Linked DNA regions of Homo sapiens: region 2 is linked to region 1. Evidence: read pairs that join two places in POLR2A ChIA-PET (ENCODE). Cell type or tissue: MCF 10A. All regions are shown on one strand. Links, peaks and the distances in the headings refer to the core of each region. The heading gives the core; the rest is flanking DNA.

The links. Peaks named below come from ENCODE experiments on the same cell type or tissue, not always from the same donor. Only the 100,000 strongest peaks of a DNase experiment are listed, where the experiment ranks them.
Region 2: POLR2A ChIA-PET joins it to region 1 with 16 read pairs; 20 of 35 experiments call an interaction of 5 or more read pairs at or near these places.

The regions. Positions count from the first base shown.
Region 1 is chr6:35,730,535-35,740,941 of GRCh38, forward strand. It overlaps ARMC12 (armadillo repeat containing 12), which reads left to right and starts at 6,498. Exons shown (of 6, transcript NM_001286574.2): 1 at 6,498-6,737; 2 at 7,493-7,638; 3 at 7,850-7,984. The coding sequence starts at 6,575. LOC285847 (a long non-coding RNA gene) reads right to left here and starts at 6,413. Exons shown (of 10, transcript NR_027117.2): 1 at 6,307-6,413; 2 at 5,229-5,344; 3 at 4,546-4,830; 4 at 3,309-3,493; 5 at 1,659-1,893; 6 at 958-1,035. RefSeq lists silencers at 738-867, 1,248-1,777 and enhancers at 1,298-1,592, 6,778-7,386, 7,387-7,995, 8,604-9,212, 9,213-9,820. In MCF 10A, for the core only: CTCF peaks have their summits at 5,945 (motif pointing left) and 7,179 (motif pointing left); DNase peaks (open chromatin) are centred at 1,497, 1,837, 5,927, 7,177 and 2 weaker places.
Region 2 is chr6:35,578,831-35,587,842 of GRCh38, forward strand. It overlaps FKBP5 (FKBP prolyl isomerase 5), which reads right to left. Exons shown (of 11, transcript NM_004117.4): 8 at 8,204-8,287; 9 at 1,206-1,391. Among named protein-coding and RNA genes, the nearest start is that of LINC03135, 40 kb to the left of the region's middle. RefSeq lists a silencer at 3,048-3,248. In MCF 10A, for the core only: CTCF peaks have their summits at 5,178 (motif pointing right) and 5,378; a DNase peak (open chromatin) is centred at 5,201.

The DNA.
Region 1 (10,407 bases), core at 1,233-9,232:
TCAAGCAGTTCTCCTGTCTCAGCTCCCCGAGTAGCTGGGACTACAGTTGAACGCCACCATGCCCGGCTAATTTTTGCATTTTAGTAGAGACAGGGTTTCACCATATTGGTCAGGCTGGTCTTGAACTCCTGACCTCAGGTGATCCACCCGCCTCAGCCTCCCAAAGTGCTGGGATTACAGGTGTGAGCCACCGCGCCCTGCCTAATCTTTTCTATATTTTATTGCTTAGTTATGTCCTGCAGTATTTTAAACCCTTTCTCCCATGGGCTGTAGGCTCCTTAATGGCAGGGACAGTGTCTTTTATTTATTTGATACCATTTACTTATTTTGAGAAGTGGGCATGAAATACTTTGGAGGGCACATAAAACTTGGGTCTGGATCCTGGTTCCAACACTTAGCTGTTTGGCCCTGGGTAAGTCTCTTAACCTCTCTGAGCCAGTTTCTTCGTCTGTAAAAGTCGCTAGTGACACTTGTTTTGCAGAATGAGGGGCAAAAATTACAGAGAATACAAAGCACCAGGAAAGTGTCTGTTGTACCCAATAGTTTATATTCCTTCCCCGTATGGTTAGAGCCTTTCCTAAATTGGGAGGAAGGTGTTCCTTAACTACTGCCCATACTGGGACACTTTAAACTTGAAAAGGGGCACTGTTAATAATTACGTCCGTTCCAGGGACGCAGAGCCACCCTACCCTAGTTCACAACAACTGGCAGGGTTCGGATAGCACGCAATATCCCAGTGCCTAAGCACAGCCCCAAGCATAACGCTCAATAAATGCCTGTTGAATCAACGAGCGAACAGAAGCTGACCCTCACTCCGTTTTTTGGACATCATTGAGTGAAGCAAATTGAAAAGCCCGCCCCCGCTGCGCCCCCACCCCCACCCCGTCCCAGAGCCACCAGCAGCCTCAATTCCCCGAGGTCTGCCCTTCTCTAGCCCACCGTCCCGCCCCCAGTTGCCTTGACATCAGTGACGTCGCGAGGGGCGTGGCCTCTCTCCATCGTCTCCTGGTGCCCTGGGCCCCTCCGCATCCGAACCTGGGGGGAGGATGAGGTTGGTGGCCTTTGACCGTACTCGCCTCCCGCCGGGCCAGCATCTAACTAAGCCCGCCTGGCCGCCCTTCTCGGGCGCGCAGTTGTCTCGAGTGTGGGTACCCACCTCCACCCCCACCCTCACCCGGGTGAACTAGCGGGGGTTCTAGAGAGTGCCGGCTCCCAGTGAGCCCTCTCCAACAGCTGCGGGCCACGAGATCCTGAGAACCTGGGCCCAGCGCTCAGCCCAGGCCCGCCCCTTCCCGGGCAGCCCCGTCGCTCCGCGTCCTAGGGGGCGGGCGGGAAGGATGGGACCCCCGCCTAGGAGGCGCGCAGGCGCCGCCGAGCGCGGGAGAGAAAGAGTTAAACTAGGTGCCGGCGCCGGGCGCGGCGGGAGTGGGGGAGGGGAGCGAAGAGAAAGTGAGAGCGGGGGCGGAGCGGGGACGGGAGCGAAAGAACATCCTGTGCCCGTCGCCGGATGCGCGCGGGGGGAGGAGGTAGTCCGGGGAGGGAGAGCAAGACCGGGGGAGGCCCGGGACGGGGAAAGGCGCGGCCTCCTTCCCCCCGCCGCAACCTCCTCCTCTGGGGGCGCTGGCCCCCTCTGCTCCCCGCGCCTTAGGCTGAGCTACCCGGAGGCCCCAGGATCTGGTTCCTGGGCAGGAGTAAGCGCTAGCTGGGGAGATGATCTCGGAGAGTGTGGGATCCACGTTAAGGCAGGGGCGGCCCCCAGCCTTTCATCTCTTGGCTTTCTGCAAGGGAAGCTCGCACGTGTTGAGCGTCCCCTGTGCACCGAAAGTACACACATTATCTCAGTCCTGACAGCGGCACTTCCAGGCAGTAGACAGGAATTCATAGACTCGCATTCTAGAGGAGGAAACAGACTCAGATTATGGAATTTGTCCAAACCCCACACTGTTGGGATGTGAATGCAAGCCTGTCGGACTGCAAAGGGCTTTTCACTGGAGTTTAGGGTAGGGTAATTTCCCCTTAGCTTCTATGCGCACAAGTGCTGGGCCGCTGCAGCGTCACCCTCGGGAATGGCGGTGTCTTTTCGTAGAGGACCCCCAACAGTATCTGTCTGGAGCTTCTGTCATTAACTAGGCTTAAACAACCATTGCCAGGATACTGGTAAAGAGAATGAGGAAGGGGCCTTAGGATTCCACAGGTAGTTGGATGGTTCTTAGGAACACAGTTTAGGGGAATGTGTTGCAGGGCTCCTGTTCCTCATTTAGGTATTTGTGGGGGCTTCAAAGATGGCTCCAGAGTCACTCAAAGCAGTTACATGGATTACAGGAGTTGGGATTGATTGACTTTAAGAAGACCAGGGAGGCCTGGTGTGGTGGCGTAAGCCTGTAATCCCAGCACTTTGAGAGGCCGAGGCAGGCGGATCACCTGAGTGTAGGAGTTCGAGACCAGCCTGGCCGAAATCGTGAAATCCAGCCTACTGAAAATACAAAAATTAGCCGGGCGTGGTGGTGCGTGCCTGTAGTTCCAGCAACTTGGTAAACTGAGGCACAAGACTTGCTTGAACCTGGGAGGCGGAGGTTGCAGTGAGCCGAGATGGCGCCACTGCACTCCAGCCCGGGTGACAGAGCCAGACTCCGTCTCAAAAAAGAGAGAGAGAGAAAAAATAAAAAAGACGACCAGCGTGAGAGGTAGTGGGTAAGTGGAAGGAAGGGCTGACTCATGTGCTTTTCAGGCTGGGATGCTTCGAGGGCTACCATCTGTGTTCTCACTGCCTGCCCACGCCCCACATGTTGTCCAGGTGAAACCTGCGGAGATAATTAGGATTATAGTAAACATTTGTTGAGCTCTGTGTGTTGGGCACTGTTCCAAGTGCTTTACTTAATCCTCACAAACAATCCCATGAAGTAAGTCTTATTGTTTCTATTTTACAGGTGGGGAAAATGAGGCACAAGGAGATCACAAAGCTAAGTCCATGACTAAACTGGTTTGTTTGTTTTGAGATGGAGTCTTGCTCTGTCACCAGGCTGGAGTGCAGTCGTGCCATCTCGGTTCACTGCAACCTCCGCCTCCCGGGTTCAAGCAATTTTGCCTCAGCCTCCTGAGTAGCTGGGATTACAGATGCACACCACCACGTCCAGCTAATTTTTGTATTTTTTAGTAGAGACGGGGTTTCCCCATGTTGGCCAGGCTGGCCACTCTGACCTTGTGATCTGCCCGTCTGGGCCTCCCAAAGTACTGGGTTTACAGGCGTGAGCCACCGCGCCCAGCCCTGAACTGGTTTTGAACCCTGCCTAGAACCCATACTTACTTACTAAACTCAAATGTACTTAACACGATGAGAACATCGGCCTTGAAGGTAAAAATGCTGGCATAGATGGCAAAGAGGTGTGTGCTTGGGCAGCTCATGTCCTTTTCCTGGGTAAGGCAGGTAGTAACTCACAGCTGGCTGTGTGTATTTTGGCTCTCAGACTTCTTTTTAACCAGTGGTTCCAGATTTCTGGATTTGACAGAAAAACAAAGCCAGAAAACAAGTGAAAGCCAGGTTCCCATAAAGAGTTGCAGCTTTAAATTTACGCTCCCTAAGGGCATGGAGAACATACCTACGATCTATTATCACCATCATTAAAGAAAATACTTCTGTTTCTTTGAGACAGGGTCTGGCTCTGTCACCCAGGCTGGAGTGCAGTGGCATGATCTCGGCTCACTGCAACCTCTGCCTCCCAGGTTCAGGCAATCCTACCGCCTCAGCCTCCAGAATAGCTGGGACTACAGGCACGCACCACCATGCTGAGCTAATTTTTGTATTTTTTGTTGGGGGTTGGCGGGGTTTGCTTCAGCCCAGGCCAGGCTCGAACTCCTGGGCTCAAGCAATCCACTCGCCTCAGCCTCCCAAAGTGCTGAGACTGCAAGTGTGAGCTACCACGCCTGACCTAAGAAAATACATTTTAATTCTCAAAATAGGAGTGACATCATCTGAATCTGTTAGTTCCAGCCAGGCGCGGTGGCTCGTGCCTATAATTCCAGCCCTTTGGGAGGCCGAGGCAGGCGGATCATGAGCTCAGGTGTTCGAGACCAGACTGGGCAACATGGCAAAACCCTGTCTCTACCAAAAATACAAAAAATTAGCCTGGTGTGGTGGCGCATGCCTGTAGTCCCAGCTACTTGGGAGGCTGAGGCGAGAGGATTGCTTGAGTCTGGGAGGCAGAGATTGCAGTGAGCCAACATCGCACCACTGCGCTCCAACCTGGGTGACAGAGTGAGAACCTGTCTCAAAAAAAAGAAAAAAAAAAAAGAAAGAAAACAATTATTCCCAAGAAAAGATGGTCAATGGACTTTATGCCAACAAATAGACATTCCTTTGTCTTTAATTTTTTTGTTGTACTGTGGACTAGTAAAAATGTCACTCTAGGAATGACTCTGCCTCTAATCTCTCTGAATCATTTGAAGGCAGAACCAGAAGAAATGGGCCTTAGGTGTGGCAGGAGGGAGTTAGGTTGCAGCCAAGAAAGAACACTTTTTGGAGGTCTTTAAAGAACAGGTGAGCCTTACCTGTGCTTAGGAAGTGAGGGTTGCAGAATCGGCTCCATGGGATGGAGGGGCCAGTAACTCTGGGTCCCACCCTGGAGAAGGGCAGAGCAAGGACCTTGTCTTGAGGGATTTATTCTCAGATCCACCAAAGTAGCCTGGGAACCTAAATGACAGTTCCCATCAGGCAGCCGTTTTCTGCTCGGAGTTCAGTGGAGATGCGATGGGGTTGCATGGCAGTGGGGAGGCTTCCATGGGCTTCTACTCACCCCTCACCACAGGGAGTTCATGTAGTCACCCACCTTGGGGCTAAATAGAGTGCCAGGAATGATGACCCTTGAGGAGGGCTGAGGACAGGAATAGAATGGCCACCCAGGAGTGTTGCTTGTTCCCTGCCTGCTGCCTAGGGTGTACTGGGCCAAGGCTCTGAGTGGGCAGGCCTGGCTGGCCGCAGCATCATTGGAGATGCTGTTTCCCTACCTCCTTCCATCCTGGGTGCAGCCCAGGACCCAGAGCCTTCTGTCCCAGTTCTCCCAAAAAGGGATCAGGGCCAGGTAGGTGAACACCTGTTCTGGTGCAGCATGCTCAGCACTGGCTGTGGGCGTGGCCCTAGTTTGGAGCTGGCCACTTGCCTGTTCTGCAACAGAGAGTGGGGACAGAAGTTGCGGGGAGACCCTGGTGGGGAAGAGGGAAGGGTCTGGTCTCACCTGCCCCATCCTAGTGGTGGGGATCAAGACCTCCACAGGTGGGCTCACATCCTCTGGGGTGGTGGCATCTTCTGACTCCAGAGGACCTCACAAGCCGCCTCATATCCCTGGGGAGGCTGAGAGGTGATACTTCCAAATTTAGCTGAAAGGCACAGACTTACCCACATTTTAATCCTGGAGTTTTAGAATGGTAAATCCGAATCCCTTTAGGTTACAAATGCAGAAACAGACTAAGGCAAAGGCGATCCCTTTCTCCTCCAAGGTCACTCTGGTTAGAAGGGTCTGGAGCCCCAGTTACTAGATGCTGTCATTGTTCTGCCGCCAAGTCCTTAAAGAATGGCAGAACATGACTTAAACCACCTGCTAAGTACAAGATTCTATGCTGGAGATGCAAAGGTAGCTGTCCTCAAGAGCACTTTGTCAAACAGGTAAACTTCAGGGCAACATGCAGATGCTGGAAAAGGGTGGATTTGCCTCAAGAGTCTGTGCATGCTTTCTAAGATACTCCCCTCCTTTTCATCCTCTGATGCGGGGAGGGAACCCTACCTGAAGAAACACCCCAAGGCCCAGGGGTAGATCTAGGGTGGAGAGATCACATATGGGAGGGCCCGGAAAGAAAAGGAACAGGGTTGTCAATGGGCATACCCCAAACACCTCACCCAGAAATGCCCTAAGGCCCCAGCCCGGAAATGGACCTCTGCTGCCCTCTAATGGTGGAAAGGCAGCCTCTGGAGCTACCTGCTGGGGTCCCCCCTTAAAGAAGAGGAGATGTGAAGGACACTTCTGCCCTCTCCCCTTTTATTCCCCTTCTGTCTTATGCTTCATCTCCTGTGGTCTCTAAAGCAGAACCTTCTCTTTTTTTTTTTGAAATGGAGTCTTGCTCTGTCGCTTAGGTTGGAGTACAGTGGCGTGTCAGCTCACTGCAACCTCAACCTCCCAGGCTTAAGCGATTCTCCTGCCTCAGTCCCCTGAGTAGCTGGGATTACATGTGTGCGCCACAATGCCTGGCTAATTTTTTTGTATTTTTAATAGAGACAAGGTTTCACCATATTGGCCAGGCTGGTCTCGAACTGCTGACCTCAAGTGATCTGCCTGCCTTGGCCTCCCAAAGTGCTGGGATTACAAGTGTGGGCCATGGTGCCTGGCCCCATCTGTTCTCGAGCACTCCTGGCTGCCCCATTTCCTGACCACTGCCCTCCATCCCATTATCTCCCCAGTTTCCTTTGTTGCCTAGGTTCCAATTCTGGTACCCTGGTTCCTGACCCTGCCAGAGTTCTGGTTCCGGAAGGCCCCCCACAGGTGCCTTGGGCCTAGCTCTCACCTGGGCCCAGGGCAACACTGAAGACATGGGCAAGAGCATCCCCCAATACCTGGGGCAACTGGACATCCGCAAAAGCGTAGTCAGCCTGGCCACAGGCGCCGGGGCGATCTACCTGCTCTACAAGGCCATCAAGGCTGGCATAAAATGCAAACCACCCCTCTGTAGCAACTCACCCATCTGCATCGCCCGTGAGTGTCCGGGCCCTGGGGAGAGGGCTCTGCCCCAGGAGGCACCTGCTCCCGAGGCCTCTGCTGTGGGAGGGCCCAAAGGTGATGCCTCCAAGTTCCTCTTTCCTTTGTCTTTCTCTTGTCCATCTTCCTCAAGCCCACCCTGCAGCGTCCTAGGCAAGGCCCTGCCAGAGATGCTAGCTCAGGGTCCCTGGATCTCACTCAAGTGGATCCTCAGACTCATCTGGCAGGTCTCCAAATACTACATTTCCTCTGGCTCCCAGGATTCCACTTCTTGGAAACTTGGTGTCGGCAGCTCCCCCCATCCCTTTTCTGCCCTAGGAACGTGAGGCTTTAAGGAAAGGGAAGATTGGAGGACTTACTATATGCCCAGAGCTTCCACTAGTCCACATGTTCTTTTGTGCAGAGTAGGAAAATGAGCCCCTTCTGCAAGACTCTTTATTGCCATCTGCTGGAATATCATTGCCACATACTGGTTATGATGAAATACTACTTGTTACCGCCATATGCCAGACAGTTGTTAGAGTAAATGGACAAATCTATGATGGTACGTTATGGACAATACAACATTAGATAGGGTGCCCTTGTGCAGTAAACATTCGTTCAACTGTACATGGTGGTCCTGCATATGGCGAGAAGGCTTCTCCGAAAAGGCAAGGCAGCCTTGTCCCCAAGTCCCTGTCCCCTACTTCCCAACCCCATTCTTTCATCACTTCTGAGTCCACAGCCTGAACTGGGCTGGGGTGGCTGTCTAGGCCTGGCAGTCGAGCGAGAGCGGCACGGGCGGGACTCAGGTGAGCTCCGGAGGCTCCTCAACTCTTTGGAGTGCAAACAGGATGAGTATGCCAAGAGCATGATCCTGCACAGTATCACTCGCTGTGTGTACTTGCTGGAGGCTGAGGTAAGGGAAGCAGGAGGTCCCCCCTAGCCGGCCTGGCCCCTGGGGGTTACGGCCGATCCCTGCCCCTGGAATGGCCAGACTATATCCTGGGACCTCTCTCTGGCTGATAGCGGTGGGGGGGGGGTGTGCGGAGGGATCTTGGTGACATGGGGGGCAGTGGGCCCAGAACACCCGCTTCTCCTGCCTCTTCCATCTCTCCCCAATACTCCAGGCCTCTGCTTGTACTACGGATGACATCGTGTTGCTGGGCTACATGCTGGATGACAAGGACAACAGTGTCAAAACCCAAGCTCTGAATACACTTAAAGCTTTCTCTGGCATCAGAAAATTCAGGCTCAAAATCCAGGTGAGCCCAGGGATGCGTGGTGGGGCATGCAGGATGTCTATAGTCCTTAAGTCCTTTAATTGCCATAGGATAAATGGTCATGTTCCAGAAGTTTGTTTGGGTGTGAATTTGTAACCCAGAAATAAGTGGGAAAACGGTGGTCAGATTCCCAGCAGGGTCATGAAGGCCTTTGAATTTCAGGATGAAACTGAATTGAGGCACTAGTGGTATCTCTCAACCCCAAAGAGAAGGACCCCCACTACCCCACAAGCTCCCTACCACTGCCACGTTTTTTCTGACACCAATTCCCAACACTGGCTGGGTGTTCAACAATTCAATTCAGTTCAGACACTATCCATAGTTAGGGCAGACTTCACAGGTTAAGGGCTGAGTCCCCCAAGACTTCCCCCCGACTTCAGGTACCAATCATAGGTCTGACTTCTGACTGGCCCGCTATGAATTCGGGGGTTCCCACAACTCCCTTTTTAGATCTACTAATTTGCTAGAATGGCTCCCAGAACTCAGGAAAGGACTTTACTTACTATTACTGGTTTTTTATATAAAGGACACAACTCAGGAACAGCTAAACGGAGGAGACACATAGGGCAGGGTGTCAGGGCGCGGAGCTTCCAGGCCTGTTCCTGGACCAAACTGAGGGCTGGGCTGCTATTGCTCCTGGCCCAATAACGAGATGCAGATGAACTGGGGAGGAAGAGAGTTTTTATTTCTGTAACCGGTTACAGGGAGAAGGCCAGGAAATTATCGCTGGACCAACTCAAAATTACAAAGTTTTTCAGAACTTATATACCTTCTAAGCTATATGTCTATGTGTAAATGTGCATTCATCTAAAGACGTGATTAACTTCTTTTAATTTATAACTAAGGTCTGAGTCCTGAAGACCTTCCACTGGAGCCTCAGTAAATTTACTTAATCTAAATGGGTCCAGGTGCTGGGGTGATTACCCTTATTTTGTCTCTTGCTAAATCAAGGAGTTTTGAGGAATTCCTTCAGATCCCAATAAACTTGTTTGTGGAGACCTGTGGCGTTTCTTCAGATCCACAGTAAAACTTGTTTAATCCTAAATGGGTCCCATTAAGAATTCCTTCGTAATTTTGTCATGCTTTAAGGCCCAGGAAAGGCCTAGGCAAAACTCCTGGTGGGCTTTTGTTACATTCCAGCCTTTGTATAAGGGCACTGGCTTTTAACATTTAACTTAACCACGCAGTCAGTACTGAAACAGTTGTTATGGAGGCCTGCCACAAGCTCACTTCAGGAGTGCCCTGCTGTTCCCAGCACCTCCACACGTTCAGCAACCAGGAAGCTCTTTGAACCCCATTGGTCAGAGGTTTTTATTATGTAGTCTTGATGAATTAAATCATGTCCAGCTGCTCACCCCTCCCCAGAAGTTGGGAGCAAAACTGAAAATCCCAACCTTCTAATCATGCTTTGGTCTTTCTGGCAACCAGAAGCTATCCAAGGACCCTGCCTGGAGTCACTTCATTAGCATAAGCTCTGTTGTGACCAAAAAGGGTTGGTTTGCAGTAACAAAGGACACTGCTGTCACTCAGGAAATTCCAAAGGTTTCAGGAGCTCTGTTCCTGGAACTAGGGACAAAGATCAGATGTATTTTTTATACTCTATCCCCTGGGCCTGTGTTAATCAGAGGTTGGTGTCATGGCCACGGATAACTTCTCCATTACTCCATAGACAAAATGTAAAACACCACATGTCACTTCCCCCTTTCCCTGCTATCATACCCCCAAACTTACAGTATCCACACCCATCCTCCCTGCTTTCCTGCTGCTGCCATGAAAAAAATGGCTTTCTCCTGGTCTGTGGCCAGTGATAGTCTCAATCCTGCCTCCCACCCCTTCCTTAAGGGCCTCTCTGATTGCTTACGCTCCGCTCCCCCATCAGCATGCAGTAGGCTCCAACCCCTCCCATCTTACAAAGCAAAACCAAAAAAGCCTCTCCCTTGACCTCCACATCTCTTCCTGGCAAATAGTCTATCTCTCCCAAATTAAAAACAAATAAAATATGTAAAACTTGCAAATATTGTATATGTGTAAGTTAGAAGGAATAACAATAAAACAGAACATGCCCAGGCCAAGAAATAGAGCACAGCCCCCTCCCACATCTTGGCTGCCTCCCCCACCAGAGGCAGTCATTACCCTGCATTTTGTTTAGCAGTTCCAAATTTTCTTTGTAGTTTTACCATATATGTATGTATCCTTGCATATTCTAGCAGGGCATAGCAGATAATAAAGAGGTAAAATATAGTCTGGTATGTTTTTAAGCTTCATGTACATGGAAGTAGATGGTTTCTATTCTGTGGTTGGCCTTTTCTCCCTGCTACGTGGAGAGATTCATCCTTATTGGGCAGCTCTGCTTCCTTCTGGTTTTTTTTTTTTTTTTTTTTGAGACAGGGTCTCGTTCTGTCGCC
Region 2 (9,012 bases), core at 1,013-9,012, 150 kb before region 1:
AGTGATGCTATATGACTGCTTCTGTCAATAGAAGACAGAAAAATAATGTAGTCAAGGCTGTGCTGGGTGTGGTACCTCACAACTTTAATCCCAGCTCTTTGGAAGACCCCCATCTCTACAAAAGTAAATTTAAAAATTAGCAGGGTGTGGTGGCATGCACTTGTAGTCCCAGCTACTCAGGAGGCTGAGGTGGGAGGATAGCTTGGGCCCCAGAGTTTGAGGCTGTAGTACATTATGTTCATGTGTATTAATAGCCACCGCACCCCAGCCTGGGCAAAATAGCAACAACTTGTCTCTAAAACAAACAAAACACACACACGCGCGCGCGCACACACTCTCTCTCTCTCTCTCTCCGCTCTGTATGAAAAAAACGAAAAAATACATATAAAATTAATAACTGGTCTTGGGAGAGAGGATGCGATAGGAAACACTGATCCACAAAATTCAAAAATAATCTCACAAAGAATGTACAAAATAGTTGCCTTGCTTTTCTTATCCTTTTATGTCTACCTTTAAGATACATCCAATGATTAGTTTTTACTTTTACCCACAGTATAATATATACTGTTCACTCTGAGACCAGATACCTAAAATAGTATCGGCTGGTGTATAAATATATCAGAACGATACATAACGATACAGATGATAAACCACTGTTATAGAGTACTGTGTGTAAGCACTCAAAAGACCAAAGATAGTATTAATAAGACAAATGTAAAAATAAAAAGGCTGCTGATGCTCTGTGGACCTTTCATATTATTTATGCATATCAGTGAATAAATGATTATAATAAAAATTGACCTATATATATGCTTTATATGAACAGTTGCAGTCTGTTAAAGTCCAGAAAAGCTTAAGTTAAATCTTCTCTTATTAAACTGAACCTGAGGAGTTATACGTCTACTCTGATATAAATACTACAGTTATAAGGAAGGTCGTGGATAAAAATTATTTAATTTTAATCAAAACTTTTCTTCAGAATGCATTATGATAAACAGTCTAGGTATCATAAAAGTCTGACTGTAATAAAAATCTTGCTGAATTTCCCAATTCATACTGAGAAACAAATAATCCCAAACATTCAAATAAATAAAAAAAAGCAAAATGAAAAATCCTGCAACCTTTGGCTGAGAGGAAGCAAAAGACAGAGATGGAGAAAAGATCTGGAGTATCTAAAGTCCATCTCACAGGAGACACGATGTTACCTTGTCACAGCATTCAACAGCTTTGGTGTATTCTCTAAGCTTCAGGTAGCACATGGCCAGGTTCAGAAAGGCAGCAAGGAGAAATGATTCAGAAGCTTTCGATTCCTTTTCTGATAAACCATATTCCATCTCTAACCAGGACACTATCTTCCCATACTGAATCACCGCCTGCATGTATTTGCCTCCCTAGGATAAAAAAGCGTCATTACTTGTACTCAGCTCTTGAGGGGGTACAAAAGAAAAGCAAATCCTCAAAGTGAAGCAACCCCTCCAGCAAACCCTGGTACAGCTGGTTTCTTTCTTTCCTTCTGGAGATGGCTCTCCAGGTACCTTTCCCACTCCCTTGGAGGCCTCGATGGCCTGTGGGCTGGTTTGGGGCAGTGCCTGAGCACTGCCTAGTGCTGCTCTGCAGCATTTCCATCCGTCCCTTCAGCAGGTGTAGTACAGCAAGGCTTCTGGGCTATGTTCTTTGGTGCTAATATTCTTTAGTCTTTTTTTTTTTTTTTTTTTTTTTTTTTTTTGAGACACAGTCTCGCACTGTCTCCAGGGCTGGAGTGCAATGGCGCCATCTCAGCTCACTGCAACCTCCGCCTCCCGGGTTCCAGCGATTCTCCTGCCTCAGCCTCCCGAGTAGCTGGGGACTACAGGTGGCCGCCACCAAGCCCAGCTATTTTTTTTTGTATTTTTAGTAGAGACAGCGTTTCACTATGTTGGCCAGGCTGGTCTTGAACTCCTGACCTTGTGATCCGCCTGCCTTGGCCTCCCAAAGTGCTGGGATTACAGGCATGAGCCACCACACCTGGCCTATTCTTTAGTCTTTCAAAAGGATTGTGAGCAGTTTTAGACTATGCCACTAAAAAAATGAAAAGGAAGTTACTTTTCTTTTCAGCACTTCACAGCAAATATTACATTCTGGCAAGTGCTAGTTCCAAACACAGCCAATCCTATTTGAACCAGTCTCTGTTGCAACTACTAAATTCTTATCATTTGTAGTGCAAAAGCTGCTCTAGACAGTATGTAAATCAATGGGTGCAGCTGTGTTTCAGTTAAACTGTACTTACAAAAACAGGCAGGGACCAGATTTGGCCAGCAAACTGTAGTTTGCTGACCCCTGATCTATAGGCAATGGGAATATGAATAGTTGGATAGTAGCATACAACATAAATAACAACTATAAAACAATATACATCAGAAAGGTCTGTCAGTTATATATAATATATATAAATATAAACATATATAATATATATATAATATATATATATATACATGCTCATATGAGAAACGCTGGGGGCTGAGCACAGTGGCTCATACCTGTAATCCCAGCACTTTGGAGGCCGAGACAGGTGGATCACCTGAGGTCAGGAGTTCGAGACCAGCCTGGCCGTCTCTACTAAAAATACAAAAATGAGCCAGGCATGGTGGCATATGCCTGTAATCCCGGCTACTTAGGAGGCTGAGGCAGGAGAACTGCTTGAACCTAAGAGGCAGAGGTTGCAGTGAGCCAAGATCATGCCACTGCACTCCAGCCTGGGTGACAGAGCGAGACTCCTCAAAAACAAAACAAAACAAAACAAAACAAAACAAAACCCCTCCAGGGCTGAGACAATGTGTCCACTGTGATTTTAAGGTAAATGAAAGCACTGGGGAATCGCTGGTAAATACGCAAATAGAAACAGGAGTACAAGTGGGGATTCTCCTTTGAGGAGGTGATAAGCTCAAAACCACAGATGATACATCCTGCCAGATGGCAGAGGAGCAGCCAGACCTATTAGGACATTAAATTCAATGCCTGACCAACAGTGTTAAGACCATGTTACTAGGATTTACCACAGCCCAAGCAGCGCGTACATCTCACTGCCGAGTTGTCTCTCCCCACAAATACTCCAACCCTCACCCAAGGAGTCTGAGTAAGAGAAAAACCATAGAGCAGGTCTAAGAGGACATGCCTGTGATACAGGACTTCAAGTGGGTGATGTAAGAAACGAGCTCTGCCTGTAGAAAGGAAGCCCTGGTGTGGATTTTCTGGTGATGAAGATGGGGCAGACCTGTTCCAGCTGGAGGGCCTGGGTGTGAATGAGGGCCAGGCTACATCCCTCGAACATCCTTCTTCCCAAGTCACTCACTTAGGAGAGGGAAGACTGGCACTAAAATCAAAGTCTGTCACCCTCTCTGCCTCAGAAGTGTGTGATACAGGTCATTCATAAGAACACGAAACCAGGGCATTTTATTTTAAATGCTGAAATTCTTGAGGAAATTAGATTTGCTATGGACTGAATTGTGTCCCCCATCCTAAATTCCTATGTTGAAGCCCTCACCCCGAATGTGATATTTGCAGATGGAGCATTTGGGGAGGGAATTAGGTTAGATGTGGTCATGAGGGTGGGGCCTCATGATGGGATTAGAGCCTTTATAAGAAGAAACTCGGGTGCTTGCTGCCCTCTGCCCTCTCTCCACTCACATGCATGTGGAAAGGCCATGTGAGAACACAGCAAGAAGGGAGCTACAAGGAACCAGAGGAGAGGCCCTCCCCAGACACTGATCCTGCTAACACCTTGATCTGGGACTTACAGTCTCCAGAAGTAAATTCCTGTTGTTGAAGCCACCCAGTGTATGGTATTTTACTGTGGCAGCCCAAGCTAAGACAATACTTAAATTTTGTCATAGTCTTAGGCCTACCACTCCTTTTTTGGATGCTACAAAAAAAAAAGAATAAAGTCCTCACCAGTTTCAGGTCGGCATTTTCTTTCTGTCACTGCCTTTTCTCTTGCTGGTCTTTGAGGACAGGCAGCATTGTCCTCTCCCTTTTGGAATATTCAGGGTTTAGCACCAAGAGGTCTTTAATAAAGGTTTGTTGAGTAAATATTGAAATCAAAGGAATGTAAATATGGAATCAAGACTTTTTCTAAAGTGGTGTGGTGGCTCACGCCTATAGTCCCAGCACTTTGGGAAGCTGAGGCAGGAGGATCTCTTAAGTCCAGGAGTTCGAAGCTGCAGTTAGCTATGCTTGTGCCACTGCACTCCAGCCTGGGTGACAGAGTAAGACCCTCTCTCTCTAAAAACAATACCAACAACAAAACCTTTTGCTATCATTGGGAGCAAAAAATGTGTGGGTGGAAATGAAAAGTGTTGTTTCACTGAGATGAGATAGGAAGGACAGGCATTTCCCCTGTCATGCCTCATTTCTTCATCCTCTCTCCTCCTCCCTCTCTAATGCATTGATTAACTTAACTTTTCTGATTATCTCCTAATATATTGTATAGGGAAAGAAAAGAAGAGCCAGGGAGGACAAAAACCTAGATCTTAACATTTCAATAAGTTCTGAATAATCAGAATGGTAGAAGGCCATGGTAAAACAAAACAAAACACAAAAAACAGGTATTAGACTTCTTAATAGTTCCTTCACATAGGGCATTTTAATTTTTTGAAAGCTCTTGCATATATATCATGTAACTTTATTTAGACTTCAACTTCCAATTAGCGAAAAGTCTGTCTTGTACTCCCTGCTTCTGAGGTACTAAAGCAGTTCTCAACTGGGGGGTGATTTTGCCCCCCAGGGAACACCTGGCAGGTCTGGAGGCATTTTTAGTTGTCATAACTGGGTAGGATGCTACTGGCATCTAATGGGCAGAGGCCAGGAATGCTGCTAAATATTCTACAATGCACAAGACAGCCCCACACAATCAAGAATTATCCCACTCCAAATGTTGATAGTACTGAGGTTGAAAAATTCTGCACTAAAGGAAAGAGATGAAAGACAGGGTGGACTCTTCTTAGGAATTTTTTTTAAAACATCAAATCCTAGAGTCATAAACGGCTTGTTTCTAAATCACATTACTGGTATCTTGGAACAGCAAGGGTGGTGAAAATATAGCAAAGCCCGATTTATCTGAAGAGTTTAGAGGTTGAACAATTCTCCTCAACTAGTTTGTTTTAGAAATGCTTTCTTCCCAGGAGAAGCACAAGGGGGCGCAAGAATCCCACATCACTTCAGTGTTCTTAGCCTTCTTGCCACTCTGCTGCCAAGTCAGAAAAAAGAAAAACACTGACCAGGTGTGAGTTAATGCTCCTGTCCTGCAGAACACTGTCAGCTATGAGGGCAAAAATCGTGTCTGTTTAACTCGCTTGCACAATGCCTGGCTTAATATTATGCTGTTACCTGTACTTAATAATTATTTTCAGAGCCAAATAGAGTTCTCTATTTTTCTTCTCTTTAGTATTCAGAGGTTGAAATGAGGACTTTACATCTTCAATGGCAAAATCATTCCCACTTAAAAGCTGAGTACAATTCAATCCTACTCAGGAGAGAGGCTTTACCCATTTAGGTATAAACCAAACCAACAGATCAATGGAAACAGAATTCCAATATGCAGATGGCATGAAATACAGATCTTTAGTTCAGCCCATCTCTGCTCTCACCTACACATCTGGACTCTGTGCAAATGCATAACATGCCAAGTCAGACACCCTGGAAAGACAAGGCCCGGGAGGGCAGTATGGCAGATTGAAACCTGCCCTGAGTTGGGAAGGGAATATGTACAGGAAACTATCTACTAACCATTTTGAAGTTTTACAGCTAACGCTAGGACTACTGCTGGGATCTTTTACCTATAATTATAAAGGTGCCTCCAGGGAAGTTTTTAGTGGTACAAAATGTTCAGAGACATTCTGGGAGAAAAGTCTCAGGTCAGTGGTTTTGAACCTTTCATTAATTTTTCCCCAATGGACTAATGTTTTGAAAAATTTTGCCTATCAAATTCCATGTTAAAAATAATTTTTTCCATGTGTGTGACTGCTGATCCAGATTTTATCCAAAGATTGGTAATTTTAAGTAGGTTCATAATAGTATCACTCTTGCAGTTGTGATGCTGATAAGCAACAAAGTTAAGTAACTGTACAGACACTCATTGCTTTCTGCTACTGATCACTAATTCTGGCCATCTCTCTGTATATATTCAGAACACAGCTATATGACAGATGGCTTCATAACATTATTTCATTACCAATAATGTTCTCCAAAATTCTGTATCATAGCACCGATTAGAGCCTCTGAATAGCTGAGCTGTTTTACTACACTGAATCGATATAATTCTAGTCAAAGGCCAAAAGCCTCAAATCTTCCCAAACTGTTAATATTCTATTTGGAAGTATTGAGGAAATATATAAAATATAGTTAAGGATTTTTATGGACTTCGGAAATATAGAAAATACTGTTAAGGACTCACGATCTTAAGAAATTTTGTAGAAACATTTTTCCCTCTAGTGTATTATGTATTTGGATATACAAATAACCCACTTGGAATCTTACTTGAATAGTTTAGAAGTATCCAATATACCTCAATTAGAATTAAAAACAAAACAAAACCAAAAAAATAACACTTGTTCTTGAGAGTTTAGAAACTCACAGAAATTCAGGCTGGAAAGAAACTTGGGGAACATCTAACTCCCCTATTTTTCACTTGAAAATATAACCTCTTTGGACCTTAAATGACTAAATCATTTGAAGAGCAATAAAGCCCATTTTTCCCAATTCTGAGCTTATTCTATCATACCCCCATGCTTTCTGGTGATCCATAAGAGTTTAGTATACATAGTAAATAATGATAAATAACATATTTATATATTTATACTTATCTAAACCCATGATTTAAAATTTGTTTGAATACCACCCACAGTAAGAAATATGCAATCCAGTACTTACTCATACACAAGCAAAGTTTTATGCAACAAAACTGATCCTTATAACATATTGCAATACACTTCCACAAAACTGATTTCATGACCCAATATTGTCTCAGCTCAAATTCTGAAAACACATGGTGCCCTCTGGCTGTGTTAATTTTGGGTTGATTATATATTCTTACATAATTCTCTAGTTGTTTCATTTGGATTAACATTGCCACTCCTCCCTCCTGACAAGGTTGTAACTTAATAATAGCATGTCTTATAGCAGATGCCCCATAAAGACTTGTTAAAGTACACTTATGCCTCACTGCTTTATACTGCTGAAAAACATCTAATTTCTGTATTGCAGTGGCAGAAAACGAAAGAAACCTTGACAGAACTCCCATTCTCCCTCTAATTCTCATCACTAAGCCCTTTCTGCTTGACATGGAGAAGGCATATATTTGGGGTGGGGAAGCAATGGGTAGAACACTGATTAAAACAGAATGAAGGGCGGTTTCTTTTTTTCTTACATCTAGAGGTTTAAGATCTAAGTGAGAAAATATCACACTCCTAGTTGCTCCAAGAAGGGTTTCTGAGAAGCAATTTATGATGAATATCATTCAGGAATATCCGGAGATTCCTCATAAAAGCAAGTGTGCAGGAATCATCTTGGCCATTAGAAGCAATCAATACTCTCCTGTCAGTTTGTTTTGAAATTTGTGCATGTCCTCTCTCCTTTTATCATATGCTCTAGTGACTTCATCAAGACAGTCTAAAGGAAGATGGGCCCGGTGCAGTGGCTCACGCCTGTAATCTCAGCACTTTGGGAAGCTGAGGTGGGAGGATTGCTTGAGGCTAGAAGTTTGAGACCAGCCTGGGAAAGAAAGGGAGACCCTGTCTCTCATACAAAAAAAAAAAAAGGAAGAAAGAAAAATGATGTGAAACTTACCCTTATGAATTCCATTCTTTGCTAACAATTATTCTATTCATTCTTTTTTCATTCCAAAAACACTTGTTGAGTGCCAACTATGTACCAAGCAAGATGCTTTAGGAGTGAGTGATACTGTGGTGGGTGGGGATGCCAGACCTGGTCTGCCTGTATGGAAGGTTACAATCTAGAGCAGAATGTGTAAAAGAGGAATCTGTACTTTTTTTTTTTTCCACATGATTGTTTTCTCACCATTTTTCATATTGAAAATGACAGATTTATAAAAATTGCAGCTTATTCTTACCAAGCAGTGTTGACAAAATTCAGAGTAGGGAATATCAGCACAATTCACCAACACTTGAATAAATTCTTTGAGATGGAAAGGATTGCATAGGGACTCACACACCTTGAAGTATACGGTTCCCTTCTCTTTGACAATGGCAGCCTGCTCCAATTTTTCTTTGGTATCCATCTCCCAGGATTCTTTGGCCTGTGTGTAAATTTGTGACAATGGTTAGATGAACAGAGAGAAAAGCATCAGTTGAGGCCTATTGGAACAAAGAGCAGCTAATTCTAGAAGATACTCCAAACTGAAAACACTCTGGCTGTTGAAATTGTGTGTCAGTGCCAATTTACTGCTAGGCCAGTGCTTCTTCATACTGTTTGAAGAACTCACTTTCCATCATGACCAAGCTGTAGCTTGAACAATGTTGCTCAAGAGAGAGGAGCCGCAAAAACACAGTAAGGAACGTACTCTGGTAAGCACTGCTACAAAGTGCATCTTTAGAAATACAAGGTGAACCCACACAAAGTTAAGGCCATGCCTTATCTCCCTCTGCAAACCTCTCCACTAGGCTGTTTCTCTCAAGCCTGTTTTTCAACTCTAAAATGGGAACATGACTGTAGTCAAGTTGTAGTTTGTATATTCATACAGAATTTTCAAAATTCTGGGTCAGGTTGTCTTGCCACTCTAAAACAACCAGATATACTAATAATACTGCTAAATTGTATCAACTTGCAGATGTATACTGGGGGGGACTTCAAGCAAAACATAATTGGGAGTAAAGCTCATGCAAAAATATCACTTTAGAGCCATAAATAAATGACTTCATTATCATCTGCTAGCTTGTATTGTGTGTATTATTACTTCCACCATTACAGATACAAATCCAGAAATAACTGCACTTGCCATTTACAAGCTGGATTTAGAAGGAC